Linked DNA regions of Homo sapiens: region 1 is linked to region 2. The links are chromatin loops, found by intact Hi-C in ENCODE. Cell type or tissue: A673. All regions are shown on one strand. Links, peaks and the distances in the headings refer to the core of each region. The heading gives the core; the rest is flanking DNA.

What was found. A loop is a pair of places that touch in the nucleus more often than their neighbours do. Peaks named below come from ENCODE experiments on the same cell type or tissue, not always from the same donor. Only the 100,000 strongest peaks of a DNase experiment are listed, where the experiment ranks them.
Region 1: it touches region 2 in a loop (8-fold over the local background); 1 of 110 quality-filtered maps calls a loop at or near these places.

What each region holds. Positions count from the first base shown.
Region 1 is chr2:176,655,395-176,659,794 of GRCh38, forward strand. LINC01117 (long intergenic non-protein coding RNA 1117) reads left to right here. Exons shown (of 4, transcript NR_110599.1): 3 at 70-126; 4 at 304-564. Among named protein-coding and RNA genes, the nearest start is that of LINC01117, 20 kb to the left of the region's middle. In A673, for the core only: a CTCF peak has its summit at 1,779; DNase peaks (open chromatin) are centred at 867, 1,227, 1,547, 1,877 and 1 weaker place; H3K4me3 peaks cover 3,486 bases; H3K27ac peaks cover 4,000 bases.
Region 2 is chr2:176,976,889-176,981,288 of GRCh38, forward strand. No RefSeq gene overlaps it. Among named protein-coding and RNA genes, the nearest start is that of MIR4444-1, 230 kb to the right of the region's middle. In A673, for the core only: a CTCF peak has its summit at 2,206; a DNase peak (open chromatin) is centred at 3,403; H3K4me3 peaks cover 675 bases.

The sequences.
Region 1 (4,400 bases), core at 127-4,126, 320 kb before region 2:
CAATAATGATAATTATACTAATTAGTCCAGGCATCACACCTGTGTAAAATCCCTATCCCTATTTTACAGATGAAGTCACTGAGACACCAAAGGTTAATTGCTTGCCCAAAGCCATGTAGCAACTTGGTGAGTACCAGTATTTAAAATCTTACACTCTTGCTTCCTTAACAATGGAACAAAGTTATTGCTTGTATCACAGGAGATTGGTGTCAATGAACAATGGAGCAAAGGGGTCACATATTGCTTGTTTTAAAATTGTAGACTCTTTCTCATATTAATGGAGTCCTTTACTGTGTTTTCCAGGTTGAAGTTACTTTAGTGTCGAAAGCTCCACATATGTGCTTTTCGCAAAATCAATAGTCACCCCATGCAAACGAAGAGATGGTAATTAGAGATGGGACAGACCCCAACATATCCTTCATTTGAAGATAGAATAAATTCAGCAAGATACCTAATTATTATCATCATCTTTCACAAAAACATATGTGATTTTTCCCCCCTACCCAAATGTTTTAGTGAAAACTGCAACTGTGCATTAAAAGGCAGTTTTGCATGCATATATTCAGAGAACAATATGGAGAATCTATCCCTTGGGATAAAAAAAAAAACACCCAGCAACAACAAACTTGAAAACAGATGGTTCTGATACAGTCTGATAAGAATGTAAACAAGAAAATCTTTGTTGACTTATTTCATAGTAATCAGTAATAATTAGTTATTGTCTAGAGGTGAGTTACAAATTTCACAAGCATGGCCACGAACAGCCTCTGAAAAGTGAAGCTAAATTTGTGACATCAGTGAGGAATTACTGACCCCTGCTGAACCCTCCTTATTAACATTTTTCTTGATTGACATAAAGGAATGAAACCCTGGAAGAGGATAATTTCTGCATTCTTTGTTTTTTCTTTTGTCATCATTTGATTTAGAGATATTAGACCCCTCTGACTAATCCATGAATTTTAAGTTCTTTGAAAAAGAACTTAAATTTTCTCTACAGCTTAGAGAACTAAAGCTCTCTTTCCTTCCGTTTTTCCTTCCTTCCTTCCTTCCTTCCTTCCTTCCTTCCTTCCTTTCTTCCTTTTTTCTTCCCTCCCTCCCTTCTTTCCTTCCTTCCTTCCTTCCTTCCTTCCTTCCTTCCTTCCTTCCTTCCTTCCTTCCTTCCTTCCTTCATGGGGTCCACAGTTTAGTTGGAGAGGCAAGTTTGTAAAAAAATAACTATCACCCAGTTTGTTAAGAAGTGGGCAAGGGCTGGATGCCATGGTTCATGTCTGTAATCCCAGCACTTTTCAGAGGCCAAGGATGAGGAGGATCACTTGAGCCCAGAAGTTTGAGACCAGCCTGGGCAACAAAATGAGACTCCATCTCTACAAAAAAATTAAAAAAAGATTAGCTAGGTTTGATGGTGTATGTCTGTGGTCCCAAATACGTGGAAGGCTGAAGCAGGAGGATCGCTTGAGCCCAGGAGATCAAGGCTGAAGTGAGTTATGATTGCACCACTGCACTCCAGCCTGAACAACAGAGCAAAACTCTGTCTCAGGAGGAGGAGGAGGAGGAGGAGGGGAAAGGGTGGGAGAGGGGGAGGGAGGATGAGGGGGAGTGAAACACAGAGGGAGGAGGAGTGCCAGTGAAACACAGAGAAAAATGTAGAAGCTAGAAAAATGTAGAAGATAGAAAGGGAGGAGGAGGAGGGAGGAAGGGAGGAAGGGAGAAGGAAGAGAGAAGGAGAAGGAAGGAAGAAGAAGAAAGAAGTGGGAAAGATGGCATGGAGAGGAGTCAGGAGAAGGACTGAGTCCTTGCAGAGGAGATATTAGACCAGGTATTATGTAGTGCTATTACCAAGTCCTGACTGCAGAGATCACCAGGCTGTTGACTATGACATCCTGAGTGAATAATGAAAATTTAAACTGCTGGCTAATTCTTTGGATCAGGTGATTGTACACCATCAGTTGTGTGGGTAGCATGCAGACAAGATCATGGTATCCTGCCATGATCCAAAAGTTTGGAGAGGTGCCCTTCTTTTACAATACTTGTAATAGAAAACTTAGGCTGTATTCCTCCATGATAACGTGCCTTTGGAAAGAGTAGTCCCTTCTTTAATATGTAATTCAGCCATCTGAAAATACTTGTTATTAAAATAAAATAATACAAATAGTCTATGACAAATAGTCTAGGCAGTGCATCCTGGAAACCCTTGGCTTTTATTCAACAATATTCAAGAGCTGTTTAGTCAGTGCTTGTAACTTGTCAGACACTACTAGGCACGTGAATTAAGAGAATGAATGCTCTATGTAACTTCTCCTTTATAGAACACAAAATCTGGTTGGGAAGGACAATATCAAACAGAAAATTACCCAAATTGTTTATTAATGAAAATGTGATAAGTGCTATTGGAAGCAATAGATGCTGTTGTTTTGTCTACCCTGATTCTATTCTTCCGGTGACAGCATCTTGATTTTGTTTTGAGAACTATCCTTCACCATTGCATGCAACCTTGATGAGACTCTTAGTCGAGGGGCACTGCCCCTACCTAGTTTGTGATTCAAGCTGGGCCAGTAAGATGCCCTTTTCCAGTAATGAGTGCACTCTCTCGCTCACTCGCTCTCTCTCTCTCTCTAGTTTAATAGTATAAAGATCTTCAAAGTTTGTATTTACGTTGGTCAAAAGTAATTGCGTTTTTTACCATTGCTTTTAATGTTTAATCCTTAGCTTTTCCTTTGAGTTGAGAGTGACCCTTATATCCTTCCAACAAATTTCTTAAGTTAATCTGTTAAATTAACTGCTTGTAACCAGTTGTAGTATTTATAGCACTGCCTAAAAATCCAGGACTCAAATAACAGGTAAACTAAATTGTGGCATGATTTTGAGAGTTTGTTAGAGTTTAAGAGAATGTATTTTACTGACTGTGATGCTTAGAACATTCTATTTTGAATAGCATGAGTTGGTGACAGAGGATTAATTTTCTTCCTGTATCTGTAATAAATAACATTTCCATAATATCAGTAGTCATAATATCTATAAAACAAAATATAAATATTATAAACTTTGACAGTATAGAGCTATACCCTGACAGAAGTCCAGAGATGATGAGGTATGTTAACTTTCTTATCTGAGAGTATTAAGGTCAATAACTCTTTTCTAAAGCTGCTAGATCCAGAAATGAATACATCTATCCAACTGAAGAACTAAAAAATCATGAGTTAGCCCAAATTGGGGAGCAGGTGGGGAGGGAAGGAAGGCATATAAATGAATGAAATTCTTCATCTTTCATGCAGAGAAGTCAGCAGGTACTGGCTACCTAAGACTGAAAAATCAAGAAAGAGAGATGCAGGCATATTATTTATTTGGAGTTAAAAGTAGAAACCACTGGAAGAAATAAAATGTAAGTTTATTAATAATGACTTCCTTTGGAGAATAGATGGTAGGAGAAGGGTCTAGATAGAGGGTATAATTTGACACAAACTTGGCTGCAGAAGATCTGGCATTCCAGAAATATATGCGTCATTAACCTAGTGATGGCATTAAGAAAGCGATATTATCCCGGGCTGTGTTAAGACAAGTATTATTTGCAGCTAGGAAATAACCCTTGTGTCAAATTTATTGTAGGTTGGGCTTTTATTTGAATATTACACTTTGGGTCTGTAACTTAAAACATATGCAGGAAAATTGCATAGAATCCACGTATAGAAGAGGAAAATGATGACAGGGATTGGAGACTATGTACACAAGGAAAGGAGGTGGGTTGTTTATTCTGGAGAAGAGAAGGCTGAAGGGAGACAAAATTAACAACCTATGGGCAGTGAGGTGGAACTCTGCAGAACACCAGTCAACCTTCTCCATCTCACTGGACTGAACAGAAGAAAATGGGTTTAGACTGCATCAGGAGAAAATGTGTTTTTAAGACACAGGAAGACTTGATGACCTGTGGTTGTGACTGAACGTGGGAACAGGATGCCCTAAGAACTTTTGGAGTACTTTAGAAATAAGATAGAAATATTCATTTTCAAAATAAGGGTTTGTATTAGACTTGAGGTCCCTTTAGATACAGTAACCACATTCTATAGTTGGATGTCTGTGAACTTACATATGGAGAAAGGTTAATGATCAAGTGGTCTAAATAGTCTCACCTTGGCTGTGATTCCCAGGTAATATCTCATTAGGGAAAAAAAATCAATATTCACATTTTTTTTCTTTAAAGTACTGTGCTATCTACTGGTTCTTTTAAAATATATATGCATGCACATATATATATATAACTGTGTATCATATTTTAAGGGAAATTCATATAGTCTTAGGAGCAATAGTTATCATATTCAAAGTTTGTACCATTAAAATATTTATGGTTTATTTTTCTAACAAAAGCAATAAGATTTTGATGCTGAAAATCTTCAAAAACACAAAAA
Region 2 (4,400 bases), core at 247-4,246:
AGGGAAGAAACCTCTTCTTGCCCCTTCCAGTAAATTCTCCTTGTAACCCATTGTACCTCCCCAGAGACGTTTAGAGACCGACATTCATTTAATTGCTTGAAAAGCCCAAACCAAACCAGAGTCACTGGAGCTTAGCCCACTGTTTGTTGGCTGTCTGCAGATTTACAATTTAGCACCATGTGGATCTTCCGAGCCAAACTGTTAGAAATCTAAGGGGCTCATTCTATGCCACAAAATACAATGGGCAAGAGCAGGAAAAGCTTCAAAGTCCCCAGAAGGCATCAAATCCAATTACATTGCAACACGTGTGCAGCCCTTTAAGCTGGCCATTAACATTTGGAAAATTCTTCTGGTAAATGTCTTCATATCCAATTTAGCCTTCTTTCCCCTACTCTCTACCACCCTCATTTCATAGACAGGCAACAGTAATGAGCTATATAATGTAACTCTTTAAACGAAGAATGTCATCACTTAAAAATACAAGAGAGCAGTACATGTTGTATATGTCTACAAACTGCAGTTGCTGTCTGTTAGAGTTTGTAGCAACTTTTAAATCTGTCATCACAGCATGAATTTCATACTAAGCTCCTTCCCGGTGCTCGAGCCAGGAAGCAAAAGGGGAACAGGCTGTGTCATTTATGGGCAGACAGGTATTGGGTCAAGTGTGACATCACACTCTGCTCAGGCCATAATGAGGTGAAAAAGCGAGACTGCAACAACGTGGCAGTTTGTTTACTGGGAAAATTTAAGTGGGTCTGTGTTTGGAGTTAATATAAAACTGAAACAAAGGACATGGATCACGGAATTTTTTTTTTTTTTTTTTGAGACGGGTTATGCTCTTGTTGCCCAGGCTGGAGTGCAATGGCACGATATCGGCTCACCGCAACCTCCACCTCCCGGGTTCAAGCAATTTTCCAGCCTCAGCCTCCCAAGTAGCTGGGATTACAGGTGTCTGCCACCATACCCGGCTACTTCTTTTTTTTTTTTTTTTTTTTTTTTTTTTTTTTTTTTTGGATTTTTAGTAGAGACAGGGTTTCATCGTGTTGGCAAGTCTGATCTCGAACTCCTGACCTCAGGTGATACGCCTGGCTTGGCCTCCCAAAGTGCTGGGATTACAGGCATGAGCCACCACGCCCAGCCGGATCACAGATTTTTAACAGCTCCAAACAGAGGAAAAAGGAAAAAGAGAAGAGACGTTTAGAAACTTAGTAAAACACACAAAGAGTCAAAGGATCAAAACGGGCTCCAAGCAGGCTGGTCTGTTGGCATTTTTACTGGACACATTGTTCACTCAAAATATCAGCACATCAGCCTACAGTCTAATTTTTCTTTCCTACCCATGGTTAATATTTAATCAGGGAGGATAAACTAGACCTAAAATGGGTGTGTGCATGTATGTATATTTTTTAAAAATATAGCTGACATGTTTAATACTCTGGCAGTCTTGATCAAAAATTTTCTATTCAAAGGTGGCAGGAATATAACCCCACATATCACATTTCCTCAATTCTTTTTTCATCCACACTGATATTGGGATACCATGATCAATTTCTATTTCTCCATATAATTACCTATATCAACACATGAATTTATAAAGAACCAAAAAGTACAACATTAAGATATATATGGCAAATAAGACAGGGTGAAAAAACTTTCAAGACCCAACTTTAGGCCTGGTGTGGTGGCTCGCATCTATAATCGCAGCACTTTGGGAAGCCCAGGTGGGAGGGGCATTTGAGCCCAGGAGTTTGAGACCAGCCTGAGCAACACAGCAAGACCCCATGTCTAAAAAATTTTTTTAAATTAGCCAGGCATGGTAGTCCATGCCTGTAGTCCCAGCACTTTGGGAAGCAGAAGTAGGAGGTTCACTTGAGGAAAGGAGTTTGAGGCTGCCATGATAGTGTCACCTGGGCAACAGAGCAAGGTTCTGTCTCTGAAAAAAAAAAATAGTAAAATTTTATTTTACACTTTTATGTATTTATTACACCTAATGTGAGCCCCATTCTCAAGGAGTACACGGTCTATAGGGAACTTTTATAAACAACTTACTATATGACAAGGCAGAGTGAAATCAGTACAGGTGCTAATGGCAACCCAGAAGAAGCCATTAAATCCACCTAAAATTATTTTATCTTCTGCAGAAAGAATTCCTACTCCAAAGTAGCTTCTTTTCCTGCATATCAATAAAGCAAAAGGTTCAAGACATTCCCGCCGGGAGGAGCCAAATACTTACAGAATCTAAGTCCCTACTCAAGTGAGAAAGTCACAAAGCTTCACACCATTGAAGTCCCCATAGAATTCTCTGGAGGAGCTTATTTTTCAAATTGTTCTGAATAGTTCTACTTCATCTGAGTGAGAAATTTATTCTAAGAGAAAAACTCCTATTGTAGGACTAAAAGTCTACAATTACCCTTGTGTTCCTAATTTTCTCAGCTCGAATCAGACTCTCCAGTAGCATTGGCCGAAATTTTACCAATTCTTCCCCTTTATGGAAATATTGGTTTCTTTCCACAAGTCCAATCACAAGCCCAATATTAATTGGACCCATGCTTTTTTCCTAATTATGGGCCTATTAGAAATCCTCCCCATCTCCGTGGTGATCATATCGCTCTTCATCGGCTGTAAGTTAACCCCTCTTTTGCTGTTTTCCACCTGGTATAGATGCCATTTGACATACCCAGATGCTTAGGCTACTGATTTTTCATTCTCTATCAATAGGGTAACTGGACTGCTTGATTTTTCAAATAATCAGAATAATAAAGTGGTTAAGGGTGTAATCCCTAGAATTTGTTTTTTTTTTTAAAAAAAGGTCTAATCTCAACTGTACCATGTTCATCTGTGTTACCTTTGACAAATTATTTTACCCCTCTGAGCCTTAGTCTATTCACCCAGAAAATGGGAAGAATGAAACACCTTGAGTGAAACTGTTGTGAAGATTAAACGGTACGTGAAGTACTTAGTACAACTGCAGCTCACGGTAAACATTCAATCGGTTAGTTGTTAATGAAATAATAATTATATAATGAAGAGAAGATGGTAATAACAATTATATGATAATCATGTATTATAATCATTCTTGGTAGAAGCTCATGGGGTAACATTATCCAAAACCACAGTCTTTTCTCTAGTTAATTCTATTTTAAGACCCCAGTATCTTCAATCTCTCTACCTGTAGGGAAAAATAGTGGAGAAGGAGAAAGACAATGGAAACAAAATGCAGAGACAGCCAATCAGTCAGCAAAGCCCCCACCCCATGTGCGTACAATCAGCACCAGCTGTAGTCCAATTAAACTTAATCTAGTCACATGCTCATGTGCTCCTCAGAAATTAGAGGAAATCAATTCAAATGCTAATGAGAAAGTCCATAATTTATTATCTGCTGAGGAATGCATGTTACATTAATTTTAACTGTAAACAATTATTTTTATTGCAAGATTAATTACCCTATCTTATACAACTTCCTTTTTTCATATTCTTTTAAGGAATTAGTTTTCAGTTGCTGTTTTGTGGCTCTGTCACAGTTCTTTAGCTTGAGAAAAGTATAATTAATTTAGGAATGCTGCAAATGTTGTTTTCTATTCTTCTGCCAAAAGAAAGTGGGATAAATGGCTAGGTCAAGCATGGAGAAAAATAGCTACAGCTTCTGGCCAGGATGAAAAGACATTAGAACTCAGAATGGAAGTTGGGGGAAACCACACAGAATTTAAAACGTGGGTTAATGTTGGTCAGTTCTAACCATAACATTTCTCAAAGGCTTCAACAAGCAAATCCAGTCTCAAAATTATTTCAAAGTCTCTGAAAGTCAACAAGAACTGCATGAGCTAGACTTTTCAGAGCAAGAAAGAGACTAATCATTTTTTTTCTTAAAATAGCATCAAGGCCTGGATGTATACATTTTGGTTGGAGTGACTGTTCCTTTGAGCAATCAGAAACGAATGAAATTTGCACTGTCAGAATTCTGCTCCCTTGACAAAGCTGCCCTCACCCTGACTTGACTCCCAAGGTGAATGAATATTCAATACAGTCACTTGTGAAAAATTATTCTTTAACCAATCACTTCTCAATATGGAGAATAGGATTTTAGGTAGTTGCTAGCACTCGTAGGGTTGATAGTAAGTATTCTATTATTTCTAATGAATCATTTACTTGATTTTTATGCTTTCTAAAAGTTAAGCAGGTCCATTTCCTTTATGGACACAACAAGGCTTAGCATTTTAAAGGTAAATATTTATGAAATACCAAATCCATTAGTTTACTTGCTGGCACTTTCTTAATTTAAACTTCCAAGTGAAAGTAACTGCGAGTCATCTATTAAAATTAAATTAGTCTAAATTAAATCTATAAGCCTAGTTGTTGATTTCAGTGGGAATTTGGTTAGAAAAATAGGTAAGAGAATTGAG